3 separate regions of the Mus musculus genome follow, and all the other regions are linked to region 2. A link is a loop called in an ENCODE intact Hi-C map of the cell type or tissue named here. Cell type or tissue: left cerebral cortex. All regions are shown on one strand. Each heading gives the region's core, and the rest is flanking DNA. Links, peaks and the distances in the headings are about the cores only.

Region 1 (9,511 bases), core at 833-5,832, 85 kb after region 2:
CATTTCAGTTGGTGCCAGCTCCAAGCAGTCACCTTCCACCAGGCATAGCCCCTTGACTTCTGGCACCCGAGGGGACTGTGTGCAGAGCCACGGACAGGACAGTCGTAAGCGCAGCAGAAGGAAGCGTGCATCAGCTGGAACACCTAGCCTCAGCACGGGTGTGTCCCCCAAGCGCCGGGCTCTGCCAACTGTTGCTGGCCTCTTTACACAGTCCTCGGGGTCTCCTCTTAATCTCAACTCCATGGTAAGTGCAGGACCTGTAGGGCAGAGTGGGCAAGTGCCGCTCATGTGGGCTGTGGGGCTACAGTCCAGTGGGGCAGATCCAGAGACATAGCAGCTAGGCGTGGGTGGCAGGGACAATGGCTGGTATTCTGGCTCTCTCCTCTCCCTACTTGTACTTTTATAAGGCCTCTCCAAAACCCTACCCTGGGCATGTGGCTTAACTGCCCTCCTCTGACCCCACAGGTCAGCAACATCAACCAGCCACTGGAGATCACAGCCATCTCATCCCCTGAGAGCTCCCTGAAGAGCTCCCCCACCCCATACCAGGACCATGACCAGCCTCCGGTGCTCAGGAAGGAACGGCCTCTAGGACTAACTAATGGGGCCCACTACTCGCCACTGACCTCAGATGAGGAGCCAGGCTCTGAGGATGAGCCCAGCAGTGCCCGGTGAGCACAGAGTGAACTGCTCTGTGGGGTGAAAGTCTTGGACCAGGTGCTGGCTCTGTCACCCAGCTTTTCCATCCTAACCTCCCTGGTCCGAGTAGTGTTATGAGTGGGCATTACCTTTGCTTTTCTTGATGAATGGGGACTGGGGCCTGCATGGGGGCCTGTGCTCTGTGAGGCCCTCTGGGTCCTCTGTCTGTGTCTGAGCCAATATATGCTCCCCTCTCCCCACCTACACTATGCTGCCCTGCAGTTGAGTATTGATGAGGTCCTGTATGCACACTTTTTGAATGTCATGGTGAAGTTAATTTTGATCATGCATTAAGCTCCAAGTTCAACAGGGCTTGGGACAGCAAGCTCTTTTTTTTTTTTTTTTTAAAGACTTTATTTATTATTATAGTAAGTACACTGTAGCTATCTTCAGACACACCAGAAGAGGGAGTCAGATCTTGTTACGGATGGTTGTGAGCCACCATGTGGTTGCTGGGATTTGAACCGTGGACCTTCGGAAGAACAGTCGGGTGCTCTTACCCACTGAGCCATCTCACCAGCCCCGACAGCAAGCTCTTACAGGTTGCCCTGCTTGAGATACACAGTTGTCAAAGTCCAAGCAGACCTTCTGAGGTCCTCAGCACAGTCCCATGCACAGACTTTAGGACTGCCAGTTGCCCAGATTTACTCTAGCTCTGTTCAGGGGTCCTGCCATGCGAGGTCTGAGGGTAGCCTTTTGGACCCTCCATTTCCTAAGAGTCCTCAGATCTCTCAGCACATAGACTCACTAAATGACCATTGTCTTTGCACAGAATTGAGAGAAAAATTGCAACAATCTCTTTAGAAAGCAAATCTCCCCCGAAGACACTGGAAAATGGTGAGTTTTTGCTCTCTGCCTGAGGCCTGAGGTGGTGGGCTCAGGGCAGGCTAGCCCAGGACTGCATCTGTTACATGGATGGTTGGGAGGGCAGGACCAGAGGCCTTCATGTTCTAAGCAACAGAAGTGTCACGTTGCATGCACCTCTTAGCCCTCCTCAGCTGTCTTCACCCCAGGAAGCAGCAGGCCCCAGGCTCTGCTCATGGCCACTGACTTCTCCCATCAGGTGGTGGCTTGGTGGGAAGGAAGTCAGCCCCTTCGAGCGAGCCTATCAACAGCAGCAAATGGAAGTCTACCTTCTCTCCTATCTCTGACCTCGGCTTGGCCAAGGCTGTGGACAGTCCGCTACAGGCTGGCTCTGCCCTGAGCCACAGCCCCCTGTTCTCTTTCCGGCCGTCCCTGGAGGAGCCTGCTGCTGAGGCCAAGCTCCCCACTCACCCAAGGAAAAGCTTTGCGGGCTCTCTGGGTGCAGCCGAGGGGCCAAGCCCTGGCACCAACCCTCCCAACGGCCTGGCCTTCAGTGGGGGCCTTGCTGCAGACCTCGGTTTACACAGCTTCAATGATGGTGCTTCCCTCTCCCACAAGGGCCCGGATGTGACTGGCCTGAGTGCCTCCCTGAGCTTCCCATCCCAGAGGGGCAAGGACAGTACCACAGAGGCCAACCCTTTCCTCAGCAGGCGGCAGCCCGAGGGCCTGGGTGGCTTGAAGGGTGAGGGCAACGCAAACAAGGAGTCAGGAGAGAGCCTGCCCCTGTGCGGGCCCTCGGACAAGGCCTCACTGCCACATGGCAGCAGGGCCAGCAAAGGTCGTGACCGTGAGCTGGACTTCAAGGGCGGCCACAACCTCTTCATCTCTGCTGCAGCCGTGCCTCCAGGTGGCCTCCTTGGTGGCCCTGGTCTTGTAACTGTGGCTTCTTCTGCGGGCAGTGCAACACCCACTGCCCAGGCTCCCCGGCCTTTCCTGAGCACCTTTGCCCCCGGGCCCCAGTTTACTCTGGGCCCCATGTCCCTGCAGGCCAACCTGGGCTCTGTGGCCGGCTCCTCTGTGCTGCAGTCCTTGTTCAGCACTGTGCCAGCTGCTGCAGGCCTGGTGCATGTGTCGTCCACTGCGACCCGATTGACCAACTCACACACCATGGGCAGCTTCTCTTCTGGGGTGGCCGGCGGAACCGTTGGAGGTAGGCAAGGAAGGGCCGCCCTGTGGCCCCAGTGCAGGAGCTCAGTTCCCCACCAACCTTCCAAGCTCTCTAGAGGGCGGTAGGAAGGCCTCATAGCTATCAGTGCAAGTTGTCAGCGCCCGCCAAGCTGTGTGAGGAGGAGACTGCTGGCTAGCCTCGTAACACATGCCTCTTGTTTTCAGAAGACCACGGTGCACTTAACTAGGGCAGTACTTTCTTCGGGGGCCTCCCCTGTTTGAGGTGACCACCCACGTGCCTCATGGCTGGAAGTGGGCCTGGTGAGAAATGAGTCCAGGAGGGCCTGCTCGGACTGCTCAGACGCAGGGCGGAGCGGAGCCTGGGCCACAGGCCAGGCGTGGTGCGGTGCTGGCTGGGCAGGGGCGGGCAGGTGGGCCCGAGGGGCAGGGCCTCGGCCTGGCAGGTAAGTGTCCCACACTGAGCCTACTGCTTGCTGCTTGTGCCTGCGCTTGGACCGGAGTCACGCTGTCCTCTGCTTCTTCCTGCTGGCGGCTGTACTCCTCTTGCTTCGCCTGCCTGGACGGTGCCGCCTGTTGAAGCTGCTTTTTCTCTCCTGTTTACAGGTGTCTTTACCCACGCGGTGCCCTCCGCCTCTGCTCACCCGTTTGGAGCTGGTGTCGGCAGCGGGGCTGTGTGTAGCAGTGCCACGCTGGGCCTGAGCCCGCTGCAGGCGGCGGCCAGCACCTCGGCTTCTTCCTTTCAGGCCGCGGCTTCGGTCGAGACTCGGCCGCCCCCTCCACCTCCCCTACTTCCTCCTCAGCATCTAGGCCGGCCCCCTGCGGGGCCACCTGTCCTCCATGCACCCCCTCCTCCTAACGTCGCCTTGCCTCCTCCACCTGCGCTGCTGGCTTCTAACCCTGAGCCAGTGCTTCTGCAGAGCCTGGCCTCCCTCCCAGCTAACAACGCTTTCTTACCCCCCTCCTCTGCCGCCTCTCTGCAGCCTGCTAATGCCTCTCTGTCTGTCAAGCTCGCCTCCCTCCCACACAAGGTCTCCCGCCCCTCCTTCACGGTGCACCACCAGCCCCTGCCCCGGCTGGCCCTGGCGCAGGCCGCGCCCGCCGCCCCACAGGCCAGCACCTCGGGGCCATCTGCTGTGTGGGTTTCCCTTGGCATGCCGCCTCCTTATGCCGCGCACCTTTCGGGGGTTAAGCCTCGATAAAGACCTTGCTTAGCTAGCAGTTCATGTTCTGTAAGGTAAGGCTAGAGCCAAACCGTACTTCCTCTTGCCCAGAAGACGGCTGGCAGGGCTCGGCAGATGCCTGGGGTCCTGAGTGGTAGAGATGGGAGGCTAAGGGAGGCAGGCAGGGCCACCATTGTGCAAGAGTACCAGATCCTCAGCAGCCGCTGAGAGGTCAGTGGAAGTGATGAGATTCAAGTGTGGTAGACCAGAGCTCAAGGTAGCCTCCACCCACCGTGAGGGTCCTGGCCCATAGCAGTTCCTAATGATGAGGTTGCATTCTCAGCCTCCACCCTGGAGTCGTGTGTGGAGGAAATCGGGGTAGTCAGGTGGGTGAGGTTCTAGGCTGGCCATAGGCAGAAAGCTGCCTGGGGTAGCATGGTATCCTGGAGCAGAGAGTTGGGCCCACCTACCTCTCCCAGAACAGAGGTTGTGAAACCCTGCCTGGCTGTCAGCCCTGTAAGTGAAGAAGAGCCAGGTGGCAGCCCTCTGGCCTTCTCCATTGGGTCTGGCTATGTGGTGGCAGTAGCCTGGGCAGCGAGGGCAGCCTGGCCATTGCCATCTGGAGGTCCTAGAGCTAGCACCTCTCCAGCTGACCTACTCTGGATGTTCAGCAAGGCAGACCTGGAGGGGGCTGGGCCCACTGGCACCTGCCAGGAATGCCCCCCCCCATACCCTTGTGCCCTGCTGGGCAGCTCAGCTGAGACAGGCATATTGAATGCACCTAACCTGTGCTCCTCTTCCCTGCAGGTAATTAGGACTTCTACTACCTCAGCCACGACCTATGCAAGGACGGTGTGGACCAAGACTGCTGCCTGCCAGGCCGGCGGAGCCGGACATGGAGCCACTGTGAATCGGCGGCACCGCAGGAGGTGCTGGACTGGTCCAGTTTGTACTGTCAATAGTTTTAGATAAAGTATTTATCTTTTTTTTTTTTTAAAGTATAAGCAATTCTGACTTACTTTATTCCATCAAAGTCGTCCAAGGCAACCTCTTGAGACGTCTAAGTGTCTGTGAGAGAGAATAATATAAAGACTTGGCCTGCTGGGCTGGCCACAAGGACTCCTGACTCCGTCCCGGTGCTATCTCACCAGCAAGCCCATGCCTGCCCATCTCCACCTCTGTCCTGGGTGCTGCCCCAAACATGGACTGTGGCCAAACAGTTCTCAGATGCGCCCCCAACATCTTGCTCTGACACCAAAGGCATGCCTGGCATGCCCAATGGGGGCTGACCTTTGTTCCCCCTCCTTGGAACTTGCCTGCTGTCACTGTGAACACCCCACTGTTAACCCTGTGGCTTTGGGCGTGCCTTTGCAGTGGGTGCAGACTGGGCTGGGGCAGGAATGGGGGTTCCCAGCTGGGCTGAGTGGTGCTGACAGGTGAGGGCCACTACTGCAGGGCTTGGTGGCTCCTGTGACAAGTGCATTTACTTTGTATTTCTTTGCTTTTCTGGCTCGGGGCATGCTGGTCAGGTGACATGGGGCTGGCCCAATGTGGGTCCCCTGGCATCTGTGTATAAGAGAGTCACATGATCAGTGACAGTATTTTATAGAGATTTGATGGAGATTTATAAATTTCATAGACTTGACTGCATTTATTTTTAGATTGTATAATGCACAGTGAACTTTAAAGAAAAGGAAAGAAAAGTGAGGAGGAAAAATACTTTTATTTATTCAAATGCACAAAAACGAAAAAAAAAAAAATGGCACTGGCCAGGGACCCTGCAGGAGTGTGGCCCAGATGTGCTGGGCTGCCCAGGGCCTCTGGTCACTATGGGCATCGCCTGCCTATGTCTAGGAGTTGCTTCCTGGTCCTGGGGATAGGTGCACTGGGAGTGACCACAGAGGTCAGGGCTGACTTGATTTTTCTGAGATGGTCCTGACTGCCCTCAATGTTGCTCACTTCCAGTCGTGGGTTGGTGGGCTGAGGGGAGAGGCCATGTTGCCCCACCCCCACCCCCACCTACTTCCCAAAGTAGTTGTGAAGACGGTGCTGGTGTCTCCCACTCCCTTCCCACCCCGCGATGGTGCTCATGTTCGGCAGGCCTGTTCCTGTGCACCACAGCTAACTAAGGTGCTGCAGAGCAGGATAGCCGAAACAAAAGCTAGCAAATCCCAGGCCTGGAACAAAACCCCGAGTGAACACTGTACACACCGCCCGCACGCCATCCTGGCAGCTGCTGCTCCAGCAGCCATTGCCTCCACCTTACTTGAGTGTTAGGGGACAGACACAGCATGTTCATGGCCCAGTGGGCCACAGGTGCTCTGGGTACAACTGCAAGTCCTTTCCTGAGCCCATAAGAAACAGGAACCCACAGTAAACTGACCATGGTGCATAGTGGCCCCAGGTACCCTGTGACTGATGGGCCTAGTACAGGGTAAGGCTGCCTCAGTCATCCTTGCCACTCCAATCCAAGGTTGCTGCAGGGCTTTGAGCTCAGGAACTGATAGAAAGCCCTACAGACTGGGACCACCACTCCCACACTAGCCCAGACGGGACACACCTCCCAGTTCCCACCCTCAACCTACACAGCTTTTTTGACAGCCTGGCCTGTTTGTTTGTAACTTGATGCAGCATCGCTCTGTCTTGTGATGACCTCTGTACTTAAAGGGTGCATTGTTCTCTTCCCTTGGTTCCCCCAAGGCATCTCACACATTGTTGCTGCCTTTAGACACAGTATAATAAATAAAGCCGTTTTCACTTGAGCCAGTTCTCAGTGCCAGTTTTTCTTTGCCTGTTTATTGCTGTCCAACCTGGACTGGAAGAGCAGAGTGCCTATCTGTCTCTTGTGAGGCTGACAGTGACTCTGAAGGATTCCCGCTTTGGGAGGACCCAGTCTCACTTAAGAATCCAATCCTGACTGAGTCAAAGCCCCTTGACACAAAGCTGTGTCAAAGCTTGCCTGTTTTGTTCTCTGTCCCAGATGCTCTGGAACTGCCTGTGTCCTACCCTCCTCTTCCCGCTGCCTCCCAAGTGCACACAGCCTGTTTAGAAAGCCAGGATTTAGGTGTCCCTTACAACTTGGGCAGAACACACCTTTCCCCATCAGGGTTACCTACAACTCCCACTTATATGAGTACCACTCCCCAAAACCCAAGGATGGATCCACATCTCCACAGTGAGGGTGTCCAACCAGGGTTCAGGCACACTGCGAGCCAGAGGCTTGTCCCCCCAAGTCCTGCCTACACCTATACTGTGTGTGCCACCAGCCCAGCTTGCCTGTTTTGTTCTCTGTCCCAGATGCTCTGGAACTGCCTGTGTCCCACCCTCCTCTTCCCCCTGCCTCCCAAGTGCCCACAGCCTGTGTCCCACCCTCCTCTTCTCCACTCATTCCGACATGGCTCAGAAAAGAGGTACCTTTATTAAAGAGCAGGCTGAGCACTGAGGCCAGCACCCATGCCCTGCTCTATCAGCAGGAGGGGGGGGGGGGGTTCACAGCTTCATCTAGCATTATACATTCATCTGGCAATGGATAGGGGAGCTGTGCCAGGCTCGGTCCCTGGATGTGGACACTCAAGGGGTGCTGGCAGGGAGATGGCATGGAGAACGAGGACCACAGACCCTGCCCACCTCCTCTGGACCTTTTGAACAGATGTATTAAAACCTATATTAAAAAAAAAAAAACTTCCCAGGGTAGCCAGGGGCCCAGAGAGGGTCAGTCCAACACATTTAACTGGGAGCCAATACAAGTAGTCCGCCCATCCTTAGGCAGGCTATTCAGCTGGAACCTGGCCTCCTCGGAGATGCCAAACTGCTCCAGGGGGTCCTGTGGAGGGCACGGTGGCTGTGAGCAAGGCCAGGGAAAGCTGTCCCATCCCTGACCGCCCCACATACCTTGCCAGTCATCTTCCTGATCTCATTCCTGTAGAAGATGAGGCTCTGTCGCATGTATTCGTAGCTGGAGGAAAGGATTGGGCTCACTGTTCACATTCCCCCATGTTTCCACCCAGCTCCCATCAGTCCCTAAAGCCCCACCTGGCCCGCTGCAGAGCTTCCATCCAGTCCTGACACTGCTCTTGGCTACAGCATTCAAAGTGATATTTCCTGCTGAGGTCTTCGACGAAGCCTGGAAAGGGATAAAGGATAAGAGCCACCTCTGGTCAGTGTCCAGTTGGTCTACATCCTGTTGGCCACAAGTCCCAGCTTCCTCTCACCAGGATTTCAAACTACACCTCTTATTCTAACACCAAGTCATCTTCTGCCTGTCTCATGCTGGCTTTGTCCTCCAGAATCCTGACCCCTGAACCCACAAATAGGGGACTCACTGGGAAGTTGGGTTATTGGGAATGGAAGTGGCTAATAGAAGGTCATTAGGTTAGACCCTAAACTGAATGGCAATAGAACATGGGTGATGAAGCCCCAGCATCCGTGTCGGAGAGCAGAACGAATACACCTGTAATGTCAGTGTTCAAGAAAGACTCATGAAAGAGACAGAAGGGTTCGTAGGGCTTGCTGGCCAGTCAGTATAACTTAAAAGTAAGCCCCAGGTGGGACCCTACTGCCAAGCCCAATGACCAGCGTTTTATGCTGGAGACCTACATAGTGGAAGATGAGAACCAACTACTCAAGTTTCCCTCTGGCCTTACTGGCATACTCACACCCCAAAACACGTGTGCACTCGTGCAAGAAGGAGAAAAGAGGGGTACAGATAAAGAACCCCACTGGATAATATAGGTAGACATGATGCCCAAATCTCTACAAGATACTGTAAAGTTCTCGTTAGGGAAGAAGGCTGAGACAGGCCTTAAAGCCTGCCCGTACCCTACCCGTGGCAGAGAGGGCGGCAGAGACTGTTCCTGCTATACACCCCACGTTCGCAGACTGCACCTCTCTCAGTTGGGAACGGGCAGAGGGGTCGGAGAAGAAACTAAGCGAGAACCAGACCCAGTGGGCACTCTGAGTGATAGCTGGGCCAGTCCTGGGCCACCAGCGGACGCGGGATCCAGGACAAACGTAGGCTCCTAAGGGAGTAAAAAGGATCGGGTGTGCGGAGCAGAGTCCGGGATGGAAACTTACTGATGGAGAAGCCGCCCGGTTCTTCCTGGGCCACTCTGCAGCGCTCCAGCAACAGGGCTCCGAGGGGCTGCGCGAGACACGGCCATGAGCGCCGGCCTCCGGGCCGCGCGGGTCCCCCGCGCCCCCCACGCCCCTACCTCGGCCTCGTCCGGGCGGAAGTAAAAGAGGAAGTTGACCACCAGCTTCACCAGTCGCCGCTTGGCCACTGTAGGCACAGGGCGGTGTCAGCGCGGAACTGTTCTCATTCGCCCACCCAGGAACCGCGCCGGCCCGCCCAAGTGCCCCAGCCGCAGCCCCGACTGGCTCACCGCTGCCCTTCTTGGGGCCCCGCATGCCCAGCTCGGCCGCCATCTCTGCCGGCTGTCGGGACAGCGCCTGCAACTCTTTCTCGTTGTACCGCATCCCGCCGCACGGATCCGCGCGAACCAACACGCGCCCTGCCTCTCGGCCGCCGTCCTCCCCGAAGCCGCAGCCAGCGCCACAAAAGTCTCAGAGAGCGATCTCGGAAGTCCCAACCCGGTTACTGCGCCTGCGCGTTGTTGGGCTGGTTGCGCGGCCCTAATTTATGGGTCTGCGCGGTTGAACAG
Region 2 (9,511 bases), core at 2,792-7,791:
TGTAGTGGAGCGGATGAGGGGCGGGACGAGCCCTCCCTCGCTGGCTCGGGAACTGGCGCCAGCCCAAAGCGCATGCGTAAGGCGCTGTGGATGGGGTGGAGCCTGGGGACAGACTGGCATTACCAGTTGCCAATTGTAACTGGAGAGATTCAGTTACACTCTCCTGGGGAGATCCAGTAGAGCCAGCCCTGGGACAGAAGTCCGGATGGCGGTGGGGTGGGTGTGGTGACAGGCTAGAAAGGGGTGGAGCCATCCGTGGGCGGTACCAGGCCTGTAGGCGGAACCAGGCCTGGGACAGGAGTCTAATCGGGGCCTGGCCAGGTAGGGGCGGAGCCATCCGTGGGCAGGCGCTGTCTTTTTTTTTTTTTTCGAGACAGGGTTTCTCTGTGTAGTCCTGGCTGTCCTGGAACTCACTTTGTAGACCAGGTTGGCCTCGAACTCAGAAATTCGCCTGCCTCTGCCTCCCAAGTGCTGGGATTAAAGGCTTGCGCCATCAGGCCCGGTGGGCGGGACATGTCTAAGCGGGGCGGGACCAGAGTTGGAAGCATGATCAGGCCCGGGCAGGGGATGGCGCGGCCAGGGTCCACAGCGCGAGCTGTTGGTTGGTGCGGCGTGGCAGGGCGTGGCGCGGGAGGCACCGTTGGTTGGTGCGCGGCTGGAGGGTGCGGCGCTGGCGGCGCCGATGTTTGGGCAAGGCAGGCTGGGCCAGGCCATGGCCCTGCTGTTGTTTCTGGGCATGACAGCGGCGCTGGCCCGGGGCTGCCTGCAGTGCGACCCCAATTTCGCGGAGAAGTTCTCCTTCTATCGTCACCACGTGAACCTCAAGTCGTGGTGGGTGGGTGACATTCCTGTGTCGGGGATGCTGCTCTCCGATTGGATCCAGAACACGATGAAGGAGCTCCATCTGGCCATTCCTGCTGAGATCAGTGAGCGGCGGAACCCATTCCAGGGTCAGAAGAGCAGCAGGGAACCGGGCAGGGCCACTCATTTGCTTGCTTTTTCCTCCTGCCCTTAGCCCGGAAGAAGCTATATCAAGTAGCAGAAGCCGTGTACCAGAGGATGGACCAGCTGTACCAGGGGAAGATGTACTTCCCAGGTAAAAAGAGAAACAGGTGGGGCCGGTGCGAGCTGCTACGCACCTGAACTTGACCGTTCTGCTGTGACTCTCACATCAGGGTATTTCCCCAATGAGCTGCGGGCCATCTTCCGGGAGCAAGTGCGCCTCATCCAGAACGCCATCATAGAGAGTGAGCAGTGGGCTCCACAGAGGGGAAGATGATCATGGCCGCTGGCACTTCAGGGCTAGGGGCACTGGAAACAGGGCTCAGGGAGGAGTGACTCTGCAGGAGGCCCTTTTGCATAAATGTTTGCTAGCATGCCCATCACCCCCTTATTTCTGTCAAACTAGTCTCCTGGTGGCACCTAGGAACAATGGAACCATCCTTCCCTTAGGTTATCCCCATCTTTCACTGCAACTGACCCCTTCCTACATCCATGAAACTCATGTAGCACAAGCGTGTAATCCCAGCACTCAGAAATGAGGGAACGAGGCAAGAAGATTGCCACAAATCACAAGGCAGCCTAGGCTACCTTCTCTGTGCTAGGGTATCCTGGGCTACAAAAACAAGTGGGGCTGAGGTGTTGAGCTCTGGGCCTTGTCAGAAAGCACTATCCTGTTATGTCCTCCCCTCCCCAGGCCGCATTGACTGTCAGCGTCACTGTGGTAAGTGAACCATGGTCCAGGCTAAGGGCCACAGTGGCAGTGGCCCAGGCTGGGGAGGGCCCAGGGGAGTCTGGGGCTGCTTCTCATATATTGCAGGTATCTACCAGTACGAGACCATCTCCTGCAGCAACTGCACGGACTCCCACGTCATTTGCTTTGGCTACTACTGCAAGTATGGCTCATGCAGCAATCCCACTGCCCCTGGGGTCCTAGGCAAGGAAGGGGACCAGGGCCTTGGGGATACCCCACCACCAAGTCTTGTGTTCCCCCCCCCCACCCCAGGTCATCGGCACAGTGGGAGTCAGCTGTACAGGGCCTTCTGAAATACATGTGAGCTGGGGCTTATTGGGTACCAGGACATGGAGAGGGAGACACCAAGGGAGGCCACTTGGTCCCCTGACTCCAAACCTACTGTCATTGTAGAAACACCTGGCACAAGTAAGTTCCTGCTGGAATCCAAGGTTGTGTGTGCCTTATGATGAGGGGTTGAAGCTTGCCAAGGCTCAGGAGGACCTTGCCCACACCCTTCAAAGGTCTCCAAGTTCAGCTGGAGGAAGGGGGCAAGCCATCCTGGCTGAAGGGTCTTCATGAAACCTATTCTTCCCTGAATTGGTGTGGTGGCAGACCTGGAGGGTCTAACTGGAGCCCCATTCTATTTCAGACAGGATGAAAAGATGAGGTAAGACCAGGCCTTCCACTTGAGAGGGAGGAGTGAGGTGAGGAGCGGGGTATGGGGAGTGGGGAGAGGGATGGAGTGAGGAGGTGTGTGGGTAAGAGTGGGAGGGGATGCTGGGCAGGGTGGGTAAGAGCGGGAGGGGATGCTGGGCAGGGCTGTGTGCCTGAGGGCACACTGGCCATCTGTAGTCACACCTGCCTGTGTGGTCAACGCACTGCCTGAACCATGCTGTGTTTCTTCCCTGCGGCCTCAACTTGGATGTGCAGAACCACCCCAGCCTTGTGAGTGAGCTGGGGAATAAGGCTACAAAGAAGCAGGTGACCTGTGGAAAACAGAATTCCAAAGTCAAGTGGCCTCTTTGCCACAGACCTCTCATGCCCTATCGAGGCCTGTCATTGTGGGTGCTAGGGAGGGTCCCTATCCCACTGGCACACTTTAGGATTTAAGAACAGGCAGGGACTAGGTGTAGCAATGCATTCCTATAATCCCAGCCTTCCAGGAGCCTGAGGCAGGAGAATCTTAGGGGCTAGCTTGGACTATATTAATGGGCTATGGGAGGCAGCCTAGGAAGGGAGGCAGGAGGGCATGTGCAGACAATGGGCTTAGAGCACCTCCTCCTCATCCCCCAAAGCCTGTCACAAAACATAAAGTGTCTGGAACCTCAGCATCTGGTCAACCTGACCTTGGAAAAAGTCTCTGAGTGTCTGACCCAGCACTGACAGTGGCTGCCAGCCCCCAGCCTCGGCAGAGGCCAGGACTCAACTGCACTGTTGCCTCTGGAGAAGCTAGCTGCTGCCTGCCTCAAGTTACCCCTCCCACTCCCATGGATCCCAGGCTGGGCCGGGACAGGGGAGGGCAGGGAGATGGGTTTGTGTAAGATAGTGGGGAACCCCCCAGGGCAGGGCCCTCTGAGATATTTTGATTAAAATGCCCTGACATTTCTCATGAGGAACAATTCTTTAACTGCCAGATCTGGCTAGGTCGTTAATGTAGCTGGTGGCATGCATTTCACCTGAACATGATGTACAGGTGTGGAGGGGTCCTACGCTCCTATCCACAGAGGGAGGGACCAAAAAACCTGGCTGGTACCTGCAACATCTCCCTCGGGGTCCAAGGACCCTGGGTAACTATGGGCAGGGTTGCAGAAGGGATGCTTCAGCTCTTGCTGAGGTGGGATGCCAAGTACTCCAGTATGGCCTGGAGCATGCCATGGAGCAGATGACTTGGCCTCCTGACGGTCCTGCCTCTACAGGCGTGCTAGCTGGGTCTTCCTGCACTGCACCTGTCTGTAGACTGACCTTGAATTCTCTCAGCCTCAGGATGGATGATACAGTGGGCTTTGTAAAAGTGGAGCAGGTTAGTGTGTGATCCAGGTCAGAGACACAGCTGGACCACACTGCAGAGAGCACCTAGCAGCAGAGATAGGCTGGCTGGGAGAAGTTGATGCAGGAGACCCAGGGGTTCCTTTTTGTTTTGGTGTCCTTGTCACCTTGGTTTCCTTGTCACCATGTCCCCTGGCCCCAGGCAGAAGCATTTCCAGGCACATTCCTACAGTTCTTGCTCATGGGACAGGCAGCAAGTTAGTTTTGTTTTTAACAAGGACTACACATGGCAGCATCTAGAGTCCCTCCTTCCTCCAATGGACTGGAAGAGCAGTCTGAACAGGATGAATAGGGACACTAGGTGTTGTGTTGGGAACTCCAGCTGCACTCTGTGGCCAGTCATCAACCACAGCAATGGGTACACTGTAGCTACCGCTGCTGCTGAAGACTACCTCTGTGGGTCCTGGCTAGGGCTGGCAGGATGCTTGAAGCAGTGAGAGAGTGCTGCATGGTCTCAGATGGGGCACTGGATGAGGCCTTGGGCACAGCAGCATTTGGGGACTTCAGTTGCAGTTGAGTTTATTTGAAAAGGAGTCTTCCTTTTTCCCCATCAACGAAGTGGCAGTGAGCTGCCGAGATGGAGCAAGGGCCTTTTTCAACTCAAGTTCCTGCTCTCCCCCCTCACAGCCACAGGAGCAGTTAGAATGCTGCGGAGTGGAAAGGTAGCTCTGTGGTTAAGACTCTTGCAGAGGACCCCAGGTTTTCCAATATAGGGTGGCTCACAACTACCTGGAGCTGTAGTTCCAGGGAACCCAGAGCATTCTCCTGGCACAAGGTACAGACATTTTTTTTTTCCCTTTCAAGCTAGGTCTCTATGTCACCTTGACTATCCTGGAACTTGCTCTGTAGACCAGGTTGGCCTCCAACTCAGAGATCCCCATGCCTCTGGCTCCCAAGTGCCGGGATTAAAGGTGTGTGTTACCACAATTTTGAATTCTAGCATGGCAAGTGGAGATTGGAGGTAATGATACAGGACAACTGTCTTCTGGTTCTGCACTCACACCAAACTTGTAATCCCCACACACAAGGCACCTACTGGTGGAGGTTGGAGAAACTCACTGGTCTGTACCACCTGAGCTTCAGGAGCCTAAATGGCACACTGGGGACTGCCCTGGGGTACCATGGGGACACAACACACAAATGTTTTTTGACTCTTTAATGGGTCATTGTGACACCGATCGTCAGCAGCGTGATATATCTCTCTTCACATGGGAATGTCAACAGCAAATCAATCATGGAACATCATAGAGCTGGAAGGTCACATGGGGTCGGTAAGAGTACTCTACATGCTAAAGTGACAGTTGTCCTCAAAGGAAGCCAGAATGTCTGTAGACCACTGTCACCTCTGAGGAAGGCTCAGCTTGTGCCCAGCTACCCAGTTAGATGTCTCTTCACCTTACCCAGGAACAGCTGGGGAAGCACTGACTGCTCCCAGGATGCACACTCTCCACTGCAAGGCACTAAGCCCTCCACAGCTGCAGGGACAAGCCCATGATGTGTAGTGACAAACTGAGGCATACATTGCACTCTTCCACTGACCCCCACAACAGAACCCCAAGACAGACCACAGTTCTGTTGAACAGAAGAAAATCAAAGGGCCATCCCTGTTGTCTGCAGCTGAGCTGCGGAGCCACCCACAAGGACACTTCATCCATCTGACCTTGCAGGCTGTGGGGAAAAGCATTAACAGCTGGCCTTATCACCTCTCCATAGAGGCTACCAGTTGGAATATTTGTGGACAGCAGCATCTGGAAGGGTTCCTCCAGAGGCAGCATGGGGTCAGGAGTGGGGCCACATCAGTGTGTTTGCTGTAACCCTGCAGTCCACAGCCGCCTTTGAGAATGGGAAGTGGAGCAGCCCCTTTCTGGCTAGGGTCAGGATGGCCTTCCTTGCTAAAGGAGTGCAGGTCGGAATAAAGGATAATAAAAGAAGTTGATGCAACATAGGACCTCAGGGTCACACAGTGGAGGCCGGTGGTGTTAAATTAATGCTGGGTGTGAGACAGTACACACAACAGGAGAGGTAAGACGCATCACATCTTTCTGTGGTCTGTTGCACATCCTGGACTGCAACTCAGCACTGAGCCAACGTGGTCTTCATTTCCTCCAGCAGGCTGCTGAGCAACGTGGCATCGCTGCACTTCCCATCTACTGACACGGAGCTCTCGCCCTAGGGGATGGCACATGCACAAATTGCCTATGTTTGTGTGTGTGTGTGTGTGTGGGGGGCGCAAATGTCACCTCTCCTACCCTCCCTGGAGCCTAGACCTCACTTTATTTTTTTGAAGCTATGTAGCCCCAACTTGCCTGGAATGCAGTAACCCTGCCTCTGTCTCCTGAGTGCTAAGATGGCAGGTAAATAGCATACAGCCCTTCAGGGCGCCGGAGACAGTTCTGAGCCCACTCTTCCCTTCCTCTTGCCTTGTGTTCCCAAACCAGATGCATCTGGAGGGCCTGGTAGAACTGTGAGGGTTGGTACAGCTCAGCTAGGAGGTCTCGTCTAACTGTGGGAGATGGGTTGTACTCTTGGGATGGGGACCTTAGAGGACAGCCCTGGACAGGGAGGTATGTGCAGGGGAAACTCAGCCTCTTGTTGAGAGCATCCTGGGTGGCTGCAGAGCAGCAGGCACTGCTGTGAGCTCACCTTCTTCACCAGCAGGCAGACATGGTGGCCCTGGATAGAGCGGCTGTACATGGAGGCACAGGAGTCTACTCGCTCCACAACTGCAACAGACAGGGGGGTCAGGTCCATGCTCCCTGGCAGGCCCTCTCCAGCCAGAACTGCCAGGACACGGCTGGGGCCCATGCTGTGAAGGCACTCAGGCTGCAGGCCCAGGCCTGATGCAGCAAGGGTCTAATTAGGGGTGGGAAAGTAGCTTCTGTCATTTTTGGTACAAAGCCACCAAGAGTGTTATCACTGTAACATTGCTTACCGGAAAAATGGTGGTAGAAGCAGATCTTTGCCAGAAGATTCTGGAAAGACATACTAATGCCATCGACTTTGATGGAGTTCATGCTCAGGTCTCCTGACTCTAGCAACTTTGCAAAGGCATCGCTGTGGGAGGACAGAGAGTGTGTGATGGCAGGGCCTGGGTGTCAGCAGTCACCTGGCATTAGGAATGTCGCGGCATGAGGGCAGCTTCAAACTCCAAGGCAGCCTGGGCTACCTACATGTGAGCATCAGAAAGTGACAGGCACACAGGGTAGTCCTCCGGGACAGAGAGGCAACCATCTGCAGTGTCACCTGCCAGAAGAGGTGGCCTCAGGTGGAGGCGACGCCTGTGATGAAGGCTGAGCACTCTCATGTTACTCCTACCTCACAGCCCACATCAGCAAACTCTACCCCTCCTTTCCTCCCACGAGCTGTGTGGTGGGGTGGAGACACACCTGTAGCAGGGTGTGGTGATCAGGTACGAGCTACAGCTGAAATGCAGCCGGAAGTCCAACTTCTCATGGGTGGCTCCTTCATCATCCTGCAAGGAGAAAGGCTGTAGGGTGGACTTTCCAATCAGGCACTTTCTTTCCTGGGATGCCTGACATCCCCTGGGGAGCGGGAGGGACCTGGACCTCAGCATAGAGTGCATACCTTGGCAATGAAGGACAGTGTGCCTTTGAGCTTCTGGGCCATGACGATGCTCTGAATGGTGAACACAAACTGGGCCTCATTGGAGACGCCTGCTGGGAGACATGGCACTCAGTGGGCCAGCACTGACCCTGGGGTGTCTGTCCTAGCTGGGTGGGATGCTAGAGTGACAGAAACAATGGGCACTGCTGCAGCTCAGCCCAATGGCCCAGGTGGAAGCCAGCATGTGGCCCAAGAGTAGCACCGAGACACGGGAGGGTCATCAAGAGCTTGGGGCCTTTCGCTTCAGCTGTCCCTGGGAGCTCTAGTTAAGTCCATTGTGAAGAGCCAAGGTGGCGTGACGAAGGCTAGGGCCGAAGGGTAGGCTCACCGGGAGGCAGTTGGAAAGGCACGGGCACACCGTCGTGTACCGATGAGCCCTCTGGCCTGGTCATCTTGGTGTTGAGAGAGTCCAGCACGTTGAGCTCCATGTTCTTCAGGAAGCTGCTGCTCTGGTTCTCCAGGATGATGGACACAGTCACTTGGCTGTCCTTCTGTAAGCTGGCTTGGATGTCATATGTCTGCATGAGCAAGGGCAGGGTCAAGGGCCAGGGACCAGCTGAGGGGAGGGAGTTCACTGCCAAGATCAAGGACAGTGACCCCACCCCACCCCCGTGAAAACTGCCTGTGGGCCCCAGGCCCTCAAAACGCACTCTTCATGAAGCTGCACCCCAGTTCCTGTCTTTTTGACTCCTTGAGACAAAGTCTTGTAGTGCAGCACTGGTTGGCCTTGATCTTGCAATCCCCCTGCCTCTTCCCAAGGTGTAAGGTGTATGCTGCCCAGCTGGTCGCTCTGTCTTGCTAGCAAAGCTGTCCTCTGGTGGCCTGGTCATACTGGCTCTCCAGCTGTGGCTGGGCTGCAGAGAGTGCCCTATACTGATGCTTGAGCTTGGTGCCCGGCTACTGCCGCCAGCCCCACAAGGCTTCTAAGGATGGGTCTGCTCCGCCAATGGCCCGCCCTGCAGCAACCCAAGTGTCACTTACCACTTTAATGTAGGGACTCTCAGCCAGAAGGCAGTAGCTGGACATGGGCTGGGGAGGAGAGACAGGCTCGTCAGTTGTGGGCGACAGGGACTAGGCTACAGAACCATGCTTGGGGATGGCCAGTTCCCAAAACATGAGCCACCAGATGTTGCGGGTCATGGATCCCTCACCAAGCACAGGTCACAAAGCAGCTTGCACGGACCCCTGGGTCCTCTCCAAACAGAACCCAGGTGACACCCTTGGGTTGGCAGGTTGTCAAGAATGCTCACCGGGATAGGCTCCTCCTCCTCCTCTGCTGCCGCACCATTCTCCAGAGGTGCCACCTGCTTCTTCTTAGCTTTCTTCTTGTCTCGTGGCCTCTCCTCCTTCTCCTTCTCCTTTCTGTGTTTCTTCTTCTTGTGCCGGGATGATTTCTGAAGCAGAGTCTGAGCTGAGGCCCCATGTCTCCCACAGAGGCACCCTTTAATCATTGTCTCCCCTCACACTACATGGTGAGGTCCTCAGGGGAGCAGATAGGACAGTAAAACCAGGAATTGCACAAGTCTCCACGGCTGGAGGAGGCCAGCCCTGGCAGACACTAGAACCTTGGGGCTGACAGATGAGTGGCAGGAGCAGAGTGAAGAAGATTGCACAGCACAGATCAGCAAGACTGTCACTGCACAGGAAGGATAGCCCTATTGGCCACACCACGAGGAAGAAACACTCAGCAGTGTGCCTATATTTGTATCATCCAGGGGCAAATGGACTAGCATTATGGCTGGCTGGCTGACAGACACGAGGCCCAGTCCCACACTGGAGCAACAACACATGGCCACGAGTAGGAGCCAGGCTCCAACAAAGCACACATGGAGACTTCAACGTGGGGCTTGGGGCGAAGGTTGATGGCTTTGTGGTTAAGAGTGCTTGCTGTTGAATCACGAGGACCTCAGATCCTACACCACACACAACCAAAGTCAACTTTAAAAAGACAAAATAAGGGGCTGGAGAGATGGCTCAGCAGTTAAGAGCCACTCTTCCAGAGGTCCTGAGTTTAATTCCCAGCAACCACACGGTGGCTCACAACCATCTGTAATGGGATCCAATACCCTCTTCAGGTGTGTCTGAAGACAGCTACAGTGTACTCAA
Region 3 (9,511 bases), core at 4,021-9,020, 78 kb after region 2:
AGGGCTCTTTGCTTGTGAGCTTATGGTGTATCTGTACTTGCTTGTGCCTATTAATCTTGCGCAGTGGAGAGTTGCCCGTGACTGCTCCAGAATGAGCGGTTGCATATAGCACATGCTGTCCCTTGTGGAGGGCCAGGGCTGTCTGCACTGTGGTCTGTACTGCACACTGCTGTCATGCCACAGGGAGCAGGGATACCCACACTTTACAACCTCTTAGCTGTCACAGATAGGCCAACTGTCTGCTGTGAGGATTAGTTACTTCGGGGTGCTGGGGATGAGCCCAGGGCCTTGTATTCTCAGCAGGCACTCCCCACTGAGCTTCACTCTTGCTTTATTTCCCTTCTTCATCCCTTCATTGGTAGTTTGAGATAGGATCCCATCTAGGCAGGGTCTAACTGAGACCCAGGCCAGTCTTGAACTTGATCACAGTGTACACTACCACATTAGCTTCTGTCTTAATGCTGCCTGTTTGGGGTCAAGCCTGTGACTTTGTAAGTCATCCACTCTTTGTCTACTACCTGTTTCCTAAGGGCCAGTAAACCCAGTTTTCAGGGCGTCCAGGCTCTGATGACACAGCCAGCCTCAGCCCCTTCCCTGCCTGCAGAGAGCCACGTTGCCTGCCACTGATTGACGCTATAGTGTTGTCCCCATGTGCTCTCTGTGCTCTATAAAATGAATATATACCATGACCAAACACAGCCCGCAGAGAAACAGGGTTTTTGGTTTACACAGCTAATCACAGTCCATCATCAAAAGAAGTCAGGGCAGGAACTCCAAACAGGAGCCATGGTGGAAGACTGGGACAAGTTGAAGGTCATGCTCAGCCACTTTTCTGACACTGCTCAGGACCCTTGTTGGGCCCTCCCACACTGTGTACAGGCCAGTCTGATGGTGGCATTTTCTCAGTTAAGGTTCCCTCTTCCTAGATGGCTCTAGTTTGTGTCAAGTTGACAAAAACTATCCAGCACAAATACCTACATGTGGGTATTCCTGGGTTATCCCATCATTGCTTAGGGAAGATCATGGGGTGCTTGCCAGACTTGCCTGTGTCCTTTCTGCCTGACCCCTTAGTCATTGCTGTTTTCCCACATAGTGGAGACAGGAACCTGACCTTGCTCTAGCCTGGGCCCTTTTGCTGGTGGGCAGGACTTAGAGTAGGGCTAGAGGCCAGTGCACTGATATAATCAGCTTGGTGTGTTTGTGTGTGTGTGTGTGTGTGTGTGTTGAGAAATTCCAGGCTATCCCAGAACAGTGTTGACTCAGCTTCCTGGAACAGTGCTGAGATGACAGATATGTACCACCATGCTGGGTAGACTAGTCTTTTGAATGTCTCTGAGTGTGGAGCTTAGGCCTGTTCTAGCATCCAGGAGGCCAAGGTAGGAGGCTTAGAACTCCCAAGATGGCCTGCACTACAGAAGACAGTCAGAGCCTATCTGGGCTTCACTCTTATCTCAGTCTCCCCTCTCCACCTCATTGCTTTCTTATATATGGAGAAGAATCCGAGTCACTCATGAAAGACAGGCTTGGTTTTGTTGTTTAAGATAGGGTCTCTCTATAGCCCTAATGGTGATAGAACTCTGTGTAGACTAGGCTAGACTACTCTCAGAGATATGCCCACCTCTGCCTTATGTTGGGATTAAAGGCATGTACCTTCACACCTAAACTACCTGTGTGGCTGTCAGACGTTTGAATGTAATTAAACTCTTTGTGATTTGGTGTGGCTCTTTTTGCCTCTTAGGACTCATTTCTGATCCTATCCCCTGCCCTGGCTTCTGTCACATCCCCAGCCTCAAGGACTGCAGTAACCAATCATATTCTCAGCCCTGTTTTTAAAACAGGGATATTGCCACTTAGCCTAGTTTTGTCTTCAGACTCTTGCAATTCCCCATTCTTAGCTGCCAGAATGCTGGGAAAACCACTGAGCCACTGTGTCTGTTAAGTCTTTTCCCAGTGGGTTTTAAGGGAACTGCTGCAAGGCAGCTCTATTTGCCCAGCTTCTCATCCTGGTAATGTGGCTCATAGCAATCTCCTCTTCTGCGCTCTGTTGCCTGGATGCCACCATGACCCTGTAATCCGGGTACACAGTTGTTACCATGGTGCAGGGTCAGGTGAGTTTCAGTGGGGTTCCATAAGAACTAGCACCTTCTAAGTTGGCACTCCTCACTTGTGCTGCAATCCATGCCTGAGTTTGTGGACTGCAGTTGTGTACATGTGCAGCTTTTTTTTTTTTTTTTTTTTTAAACATGGCAGTGATAGGCTTCTGTGTTGCAGGCGGCAGAATCGTATCCTCAAAGCCCTTTGCCCCTCTGAACTTCAGGATCAACAGCAGGAACTTGAGTGGTAAGCTCTGGGCCCGGTGGTACACAGGGTATCCAGCTTCCTGTGACCAGTCATATGGGGTTCTGCTTTGCAAGGAGGGTGTTCAGCTTGCTGCTCCTCAGCCTTTGACCACTATACATCATCCATATTCCCTTTTAATATGTTTCTTCAAGAGAACATGGTACTCCAAGAAAGTCCTTAGGATGCAGAGTCTGTAGCAGGAGCCAGTCTTCCTGTGGGCCTCCCTGGGTTAAGCGACTGGTTGGCTCAGCTCAGGGTCTGCATGCTTGCTTTGACTCTGGCTGATCTTGAAGCCTGACCCCATTTGTGTGGGCTTGCCACCTTGTTCCTGAGGAGCCCCAGGTTATTCCCCTATCTCAATGGCTGGGCAGGCTTTGGGGATGCTGCTGTACAGACTGCTTGTGGCACATGAGCAGTAGCTCAGGCTGCAGTCCTGATCTGATGCTCTTCTCATAGACATTGGCACCATCATGCGTGTGGTGGAGCTGTCGCCCCTGAAGGGCTCTGTGTCGTGGACTGGCAAGCCTGTCTCCTACTATCTGCACACCATTGACCGCACCATAGTGAGTCCTCACTTGACACCCTACAGAGTGGGAGAGAATCACAGGCCATGGGGCCTGGCAACTCTGGGTCTTGGTCCTTGGTTTTCCTGACAAATAGATGCCATAGCAGTTTCAGCCTTGTTACTCGAAGGCCTTGGGTCTCTGTTACCCATTCCCAACTTGCCCAGGTGTGTGCTGGCCTTTTCCTCATAGTCTTCTCATGGCTTCCCCTCCTTGCCGGAGCTCTTTGTGTCCAAGCCTGGTGTCCTGGTAGTCTCTGGGCTCCTAGAAGCTGCATGCTGGCAATTGTGCATTTGTTCTCTGTCCTCTGGGTCAGTGCTGTGAACTGGCAGCTGACAGCCAGCAGCAGCTTTAACCTGCACTTCTTGTTTGAGAAAAGAGGGTGAGCCACGCAAGGTTCCTCAGCTGAGGCACGAATGTTCCCATGTTGCTAGTGGCACCACACACAGGTCCCAGTGTAGTAGCCAGTGTCCCCCCTGGGAGGCTCTGGCCCAGGGTCCTTAGCAGTCATGGGGAGTCAAGGTTAGCTGCCTTGGTACTCCAGCTGTGCCACTTTTGGTGTTCGATACTGTGCCCGGCAGCTCTTTGAGACGTAGAATGTCTTTGTGGTCATCCTGTGTCCATGCCTAGGGCCCACTTCTAACAAAGCCTTTTCTTTTCCTCTTTAGCTTGAAAACTATTTTTCTAGTCTGAAAAATCCAAAACTCAGGGTAAGTTTGCATCTCTCTTGACTCTGATCCTACACAAGAGTCATGGTGCCTAGTTGTGCATGTTTGTAGTGTGTGTGGCCAGAGACCCCAAGTCCAACCATGGCCCCCGAAGGCCCTAAGCTCTGTTACTGGTTGGATGTTCATGATTCTGTGAGTGATGGTCCTGCAGTCCAGGAGCCAGTACATTCTTTGTCCTTTAGTGCCATGAATCCCCAAGTCAGGGGTGTGTCCTAACAGTTGAGGATTCTTGTCTCTAGTACCCTGGAAGGCTGGGCAGTGTGCTCCATGGCAGGTACTTCTCTAGTCACAGCTGCTGGGCATTGGCTTATGTTGTCCCCTGTGAGTAGCTGAGACAGGCTCTCCTCAGGGACATATAGAGGTGGGCTATTGTGTGCCTTTCCCTGGGGAGATGTAAACCAAGATGTGTTCACTGTACATGGACACTAAGAGCAGAGCCTAACACTCTAGCAGCTGTTGCCGGGTGAAGTGCTGAGCTGTCGGTGGTACAGGAGTGTAGGCACCTTACAGGCAGGTACACTGCCACCAAGGAGTGCATCCCACAGCAGCCTAGCGCCTGTAACCAGTGTGTGTCCTCAGCTGATTCCACAAGGGCATTCAGGTGTGCACCTCATGAAGGCCAGAGCAGCTGGGTTCAAGTCAGAGTGGCTGTGTTGTGCCAAGAGGACATAGGTCTTTAATGTGTGGTTTGGCCTAGCTCTTTGGGGGACCATATCTGTCCTGAGTGGCGCAGTTGGGCCTCTCTGTTGGTTGGCATGTCCCATGAGCTTTCATTGCCATGTGGTCCTGCAGCTATCAGTGTAGGGTAATCCTGGGCCATCACACCATGACAGGCTCATGTCTTCCCCACAGAGGGGCTGTGGGACCCAAGTCATGCATTGAGACTCTCCCAAGTGTCTTGTGTATGTAGCTACTTCATTCGTGCTGGAGCAGAGTTGGATCATCCTGTGTTCTGGACACTTACCCAGCACTTCCTTTCAGGAGGAGCAGGAGGCAGCTAGGCGAAGACAGCAGCGAGAGAACAAGAGCAATGCGACCACGCCCACCAAAGTCCCTGAGAGCAAAGCAGCTGCCACTGAGGCCCCCGCGGTGAGATAGGCTCCTTGTCCAGCATGTCCGTCCAGCACAGGGCACAGGGCTGCTAGGTGGCTGGGGTGCCTCAGCCTATGGTCTTGTGAGCACTCCTGCTGTGACCCTTACCTGCCTGTCTGTGTTCTCCAGGATTCTGGTGCTGAGGAAGAAAAATCAGGTGTGGCTACTGTCAAAAAGCCATCTCCCTCCAAAGCCCGGAAGAAGAAACTGAACAAGAAAGGGAGAAAGATGGCTGGCCGGAAACGTGGGCGGCCCAAGAAAATGAGTGCTGCCAGTGCCGAACGCAAGTCTAAGAAGAGCCAAAGCACACTGGATCTCCTGCACTCTCCGCCCCCAGCCCCACCCTCAGCCTCACCCCAGGGTAAGCCTCTTTCTTTTCTGCATTGCAGGGGTGTGAGTCCCCATTCATGTGACTATGGGACTCTGCCATGTGCCAGGCCTGATACTACAAACCAGGAGGAGCTCAGTGTGGATTTGGATCCCATAGCTGTTTCAAACCCCAGATTTGACAAGTTTGTTGCCCACAGTAGTGTGGGACCATGGTTGGTAGCTGACGGGGACTCTTCTCTCTCTTGCAGATGCGTACAGGGCACCTCACAGCCCATTCTACCAGCTACCTCCAAGCACGCAGCTGCACTCACCCAACCCACTGCTAGTGGCACCCACCCCACCTGCGCTGCAGAAGCTTTTAGGTGGGTCATAGCTCTGACATTGAAGCCATTCTGTGGGGGCTGTGCAAGTGGTGGGGCCCCAGTCAAGCCCACTTGCTGTATGGCCTGGCTTACTTTGGCTTATGTTGGCTCCTGTGAGTAGCTGAGACCAACTTACCTCAGGCATCCTGGACCACATCTGGGGACCTGTGTGTCCCATCAGTACTTGGGGAGCTCTGTATAGAACAACTCACTGTAAGCCAGGTGGTGGTGGCGCACGCCTTTAATCCTGGCAGGTGGATTTCTGAGTTTGAGGCCAACCTGGTCTACAAAGTGAGTTCCAGGATAGCCAGGGTTACAGAGAAACCCTGTCTGGGGGGGAGGGGGACCCTCACTGCACAGGGAAGGCTGACAAAATCCCTTACTTGAAGGAGAGATCTGCTTTCAGGGTTTAGGGTTGCCCATTCTGCCAGGAGGAAACCTCCCACATTGTGAGAAAAGCTGAAAGTACAGCAGAATGGACCTGCAGCAAGCCAGGGCCCAATAGCCTCCCTGTGTCTGCTGCCTCCCACTCCTGCACCAGCCTTTCTTTACATGTTGTGCTGTGTGTGTGCCTCCAGAGTCCTTCAGAATCCAGTACCTGCAGTTCCTGGCTTATACAAAGACCCCGCAGTACAAGGCTAACCTACAGCAGCTTCTGGACCAGGAGAAGGTGCGCAGGCTCTGCCTTAATGTCAGTTCTCAACATAGGGCTGCCTGGGGGCTCTGTGGTCACCTTCTCCTGTCCTCTCTTGCAGGAGAAGAACACACAGCTCCTGGGCACAGCCCAGCAGCTCTTCGGCCATTGCCAGGCCCAAAAGGAAGAAATCCGCAGGCTGTTCCAGCAGAAGCTGGATGAGGTGACGTGAGGCCGCCCGCCCGCCCACTTCAGCAGAACCTGACCCAGGGTTTGGTGGGGCAACCAAAGATAGCGTCCCTTGTCCTTATGGAAGTACTGATATGGAATTGCCTTGGCTATACTCGGGTCAGAGCTGTAGGGTAGCTGTCATCTCTTTTGTTCCTATAAACTGGGACTCTACTCACCATGCTTTGTCCTCATCCCCAGTTGGGCGTGAAGGCGCTGACCTACAATGACCTGATTCAGGCCCAGAAGGAAATCTCTGCCCACAACCAGCAGCTGCGGGAACAGTCGGAACAGCTGGAGAAGGACAACAGCGAGCTTCGGAGCCAGAGCCTGCGGCTGGTGTGTGCAGGGGGGCCTGCCGCTGCTGGTTGCGCACGTGTGGGGTGGAGGGAGGACTTGATTGCCCACTCACTGGCCCAGAGGTGTGCTCTGGCACCAGATTTGCTGGGCTGAGCAAGGATCAGGCCAGGGACTCTTTTCCATCTTGTCATGGTCCTGTAAAGGTCATATTGGCCTTTATTACATTGCTTGTTTGTGGCTGGGTGTTGATACTATGTGCTACAACTGTGGGAAGGATCCATTGCACTGTCCAGAGAGCCTGGCCCTTGCTCCCTTTGGCTACTGAGACTTCCTGTTCATGTACCCATAGCTCAGGGCCCGGTGTGAGGAGCTGAGGCTTGACTGGTCCACACTGTCCTTGGAGAACCTGCGGAAAGAGAAGCAGGCCCTGAGGAGCCAGATCTCAGAGAAGCAGCGGCACTGCCTGGAGCTGCAGGTAGGGTATTGGTGTGTTGCATCAGACCCCATCTTCACCCTCAGAAAGGCATCTGTGATGGTGGACAGCAGGGGTGTACGTGTCGTTGGACCACCATGTGCCACCTACCCTGCTGGGTGGAGCCTTGGCTGCTCTGTGACACCCCTCCCATCCTCTAGATCAGCATCGTGGAGCTCGAGAAGACCCAGCGCCAGCAGGAGCTCCTGCAGTTAAAGTCCTGTGTACCACCAGATGATGCTTTGTCTTTGCATCTGCGTGGCAAGGGTGCCCTGGGCCGAGAGCTGGAGGCTGATGCTGGGCGCTTACGCCTTGAGCTGGACTGTGCCAAGATCTCCCTGCCACACCTCAGCAGCATGAGCCCTGAGCTGTCCATGAACGGCCATGCTGCCAGCTATGAGCTCTGCAATGCAGCTAGTCGGCCATCATCCAAGCAGAACACACCCCAGTACCTGGCCTCTCCCTTGGACCAGGAGGTCGTACCTTGTACCCCTAGCCACAGTGGCCGGCCTCGGCTAGAAAAGCTGTCTGGCCTGGCTTTGCCTGATTACACCCGGTTGTCACCTGCCAAGATTGTGTTGAGGCGGCACCTGAGCCAGGACCACACTGGGGCTAGCAAAGCAGCTACCAGTGAGCCACACCCTCGGTGAGGACAAGTGCACGTAGTGGCTCTGTCACCATTGCTGCCGTGTGCCTGCTGGGCATGGGCAGAGTGACCGGCCTTTCATTGCAGGCCAGAGCACCCCAAGGAGAGCAGCCTTCCCTACCAGAGCCCTGGCTTGTCCAACAGCATGAAGCTCAGCCCCCAGGATCCACCACTGGCCTCCCCGGCAACCTCGCCCCTCACCTCCGAGAAAGGTAGTGAGAAGGTAAGGGCTGCTCCAGAGAAGCTTCCTGTGTGAGGAGTGGATGAGGCAACTGCAGTGCACTGTGCCCAAGGGCATCCTTGTCTGTAGGATGTGTGGAGAGTACTCTAGAGCCCTGGGGAAGAGGTGGCGACTGGTATTCCCAGGCCTTGGGACGTGGTTGCAGTTGAGTGTGTCAGAGCCTCCCTCGGGTGTCCTTGGTGGACATTGGGACAGGGTTCCAGGAACAGGTTGCTTGGAGCATCTGGAGTGAGACCAAGGGTTTGGGGTCTCCACTATATTTACAGAGATGGAATGAAGTTTGGGAGGAATGGGCAGGGTCCTTGTGAGGCTTGGCAGTCCACAGTGACAGGTCTCAAACAGGCGGGAAGAAGAATCTGGGAAGTGTGCACTGTCCTCAACTGCACACAAGGCCCTGCAGGAGCTACCAGCCCATGACCTGAGGATATAGCTGTGTAGTGGGTCTGTGGCTGAGCTCCCATCCAGGTCTGGGTGACACATGGCTATCTATTGGCAGGGTGTGAAGGAGCGTGCCTACAGCAGCCACGGGGAGACCATCACCAGCCTACCTGTTAGCATTCCACTCAGCACAGTGCAGCCCAACAAGCTGCCGGTCAGCATCCCACTGGCCAGCGTGGTGCTGCCCAGCCGTGCTGAGAGGGCGGTGAGTTGCCAGATCAGGTGGTGGTGGTGGTGGTGGTGGCAGCGGCGGTGGTGGTGGTGGCGGCGGCGGCGGCAGCAGTGGTGGTGGCGGCGGTGGCTGCAGAGGTGGTGGCGGCGGTGGCTGCAGAGGCACTGGCTGTGGTTGGTTTCAGGAGCAATCCTAGTCTTTATGACTGTCGGTGCTGTTGAGATTGAGCCTGGAACTGCCAAAAGCCATGTCCACAGCTAATTCTGCTCCCAGACATGTAGTTAGGTCCTGGGTGTGTTTTGTAAGAAGCAGAAGCAGAGAAAAAAGAAAAGTCCTCTTAGGAGGGCTTTAGTCACTCAAGCAGCAGGATCAGGCATGGCCCAGGCTGCTGTTTGTGATAGTTCACATCAGGGATGAGTGACTGTTGTTCACAGAGGGTGGGCTTCAGACAGTGTAGCCTTGCCTTCCATTTACTTTACCCGAGGCAGTGTCTTCTCTGTCCTAGGTCAGAGTGAACTGAACATGTAGTTGTGTCTGGCCTTGGCTTGGGACCATCTTATCTCTGTCCCACTCCTTGTTAACTGAATGTGACCTGGCCTTTTGGCTTGGACTCCTGAGCTGAGCCCAGCTCTGTCCTCTGTGGCCTCCCCTGTCCTCAGCCCTTCTGCCCCATTGCCTCCTGTTGGGCCTGCTCAGCAGATGGTTCTGTCTTGCAGAGGAGCACTCCCAGCCCTGTGCCACAGCCCCGGGACTCTTCAGCCACACTTGAGAAGCAGACTGGTGCTTCTGCCCATGGTGCAGGGGGTGCTGGAGCAGGAAGCAGGAGCCTCGCTGTGGCGCCCACAGGTGAGCTTTGCACCCCCGCCCCATTAGTACTTCTCCCGGCTACCTGCCATGGTCCTTGGGGAAGAGACCATTGTGGGACAGAAATAGGAACTGAGGCCACACAGCAGGTAGCCCTGAGG

Evidence for each region. Hi-C counts contacts between places; a loop is a spot of excess contacts. Peaks named below come from ENCODE experiments on the same cell type or tissue, not always from the same donor. Only the 100,000 strongest peaks of a DNase experiment are listed, where the experiment ranks them.
Region 1: it touches region 2 in a loop (3-fold over the local background); 6 of 42 quality-filtered maps call a loop at or near these places.
Region 3: a loop joins it to region 2, with 4 times the contacts of the local background. A loop is called at or near these places in 8 of 42 quality-filtered maps.

The regions. Positions count from the first base shown.
Region 1 is chr10:80,788,849-80,798,359 of GRCm38, forward strand. Dot1l (DOT1-like, histone H3 methyltransferase (S. cerevisiae)) reads left to right here. Exons shown (of 28, transcript NM_199322.2): 24 at 1-244; 25 at 466-671; 26 at 1,472-1,536; 27 at 1,763-2,713; 28 at 4,659-6,613. The coding sequence ends at 4,666. It overlaps Plekhj1 (pleckstrin homology domain containing, family J member 1), which reads right to left. Exons shown (of 6, transcript NM_023900.2): 1 at 9,233-9,511; 2 at 9,062-9,129; 3 at 8,925-8,991; 4 at 7,884-7,974; 5 at 7,743-7,806; 6 at 7,251-7,674. The coding sequence starts at 9,326. The coding sequence ends at 7,564. Among named protein-coding and RNA genes, the nearest start is that of Plekhj1, 5.0 kb to the right of the region's middle. In left cerebral cortex, for the core only: a CTCF peak has its summit at 2,777 (motif pointing right); DNase peaks (open chromatin) are centred at 2,921, 3,293 and 3,601; H3K27ac peaks cover 2,247 bases.
Region 2 is chr10:80,702,034-80,711,544 of GRCm38, forward strand. Izumo4 (IZUMO family member 4) reads left to right here and starts at 660. Exons shown (of 10, transcript NM_027829.3): 1 at 660-926; 2 at 1,016-1,096; 3 at 1,176-1,247; 4 at 1,697-1,723; 5 at 1,820-1,895; 6 at 2,006-2,053; 7 at 2,147-2,161; 8 at 2,385-2,402; 9 at 2,666-2,680; 10 at 3,031-3,349. The coding sequence starts at 683. The coding sequence ends at 3,118. It overlaps Ap3d1 (adaptor-related protein complex 3, delta 1 subunit), which reads right to left. Exons shown (of 31, transcript NM_007460.2): 24 at 8,656-8,799; 25 at 8,387-8,434; 26 at 7,734-7,923; 27 at 7,367-7,455; 28 at 7,168-7,253; 29 at 6,714-6,835; 30 at 6,425-6,504; 31 at 4,923-5,950. The coding sequence ends at 5,855. In left cerebral cortex, for the core only: no CTCF peak of the experiment used is centred there; no DNase peak of the experiment used is centred there.
Region 3 is chr10:80,778,572-80,788,082 of GRCm38, forward strand. Dot1l (DOT1-like, histone H3 methyltransferase (S. cerevisiae)) reads left to right here. Exons shown (of 28, transcript NM_199322.2): 10 at 2,272-2,340; 11 at 2,797-2,903; 12 at 3,572-3,613; 13 at 4,613-4,720; 14 at 4,853-5,084; 15 at 5,302-5,415; 16 at 5,994-6,085; 17 at 6,171-6,272; 18 at 6,479-6,616; 19 at 6,927-7,052; 20 at 7,211-7,695; 21 at 7,783-7,918; 22 at 8,433-8,579; 23 at 9,263-9,392. Among named protein-coding and RNA genes, the nearest start is that of Plekhj1, 15 kb to the right of the region's middle. In left cerebral cortex, for the core only: no CTCF peak of the experiment used is centred there; DNase peaks (open chromatin) are centred at 5,013, 5,901 and 6,504; H3K27ac peaks cover 1,568 bases.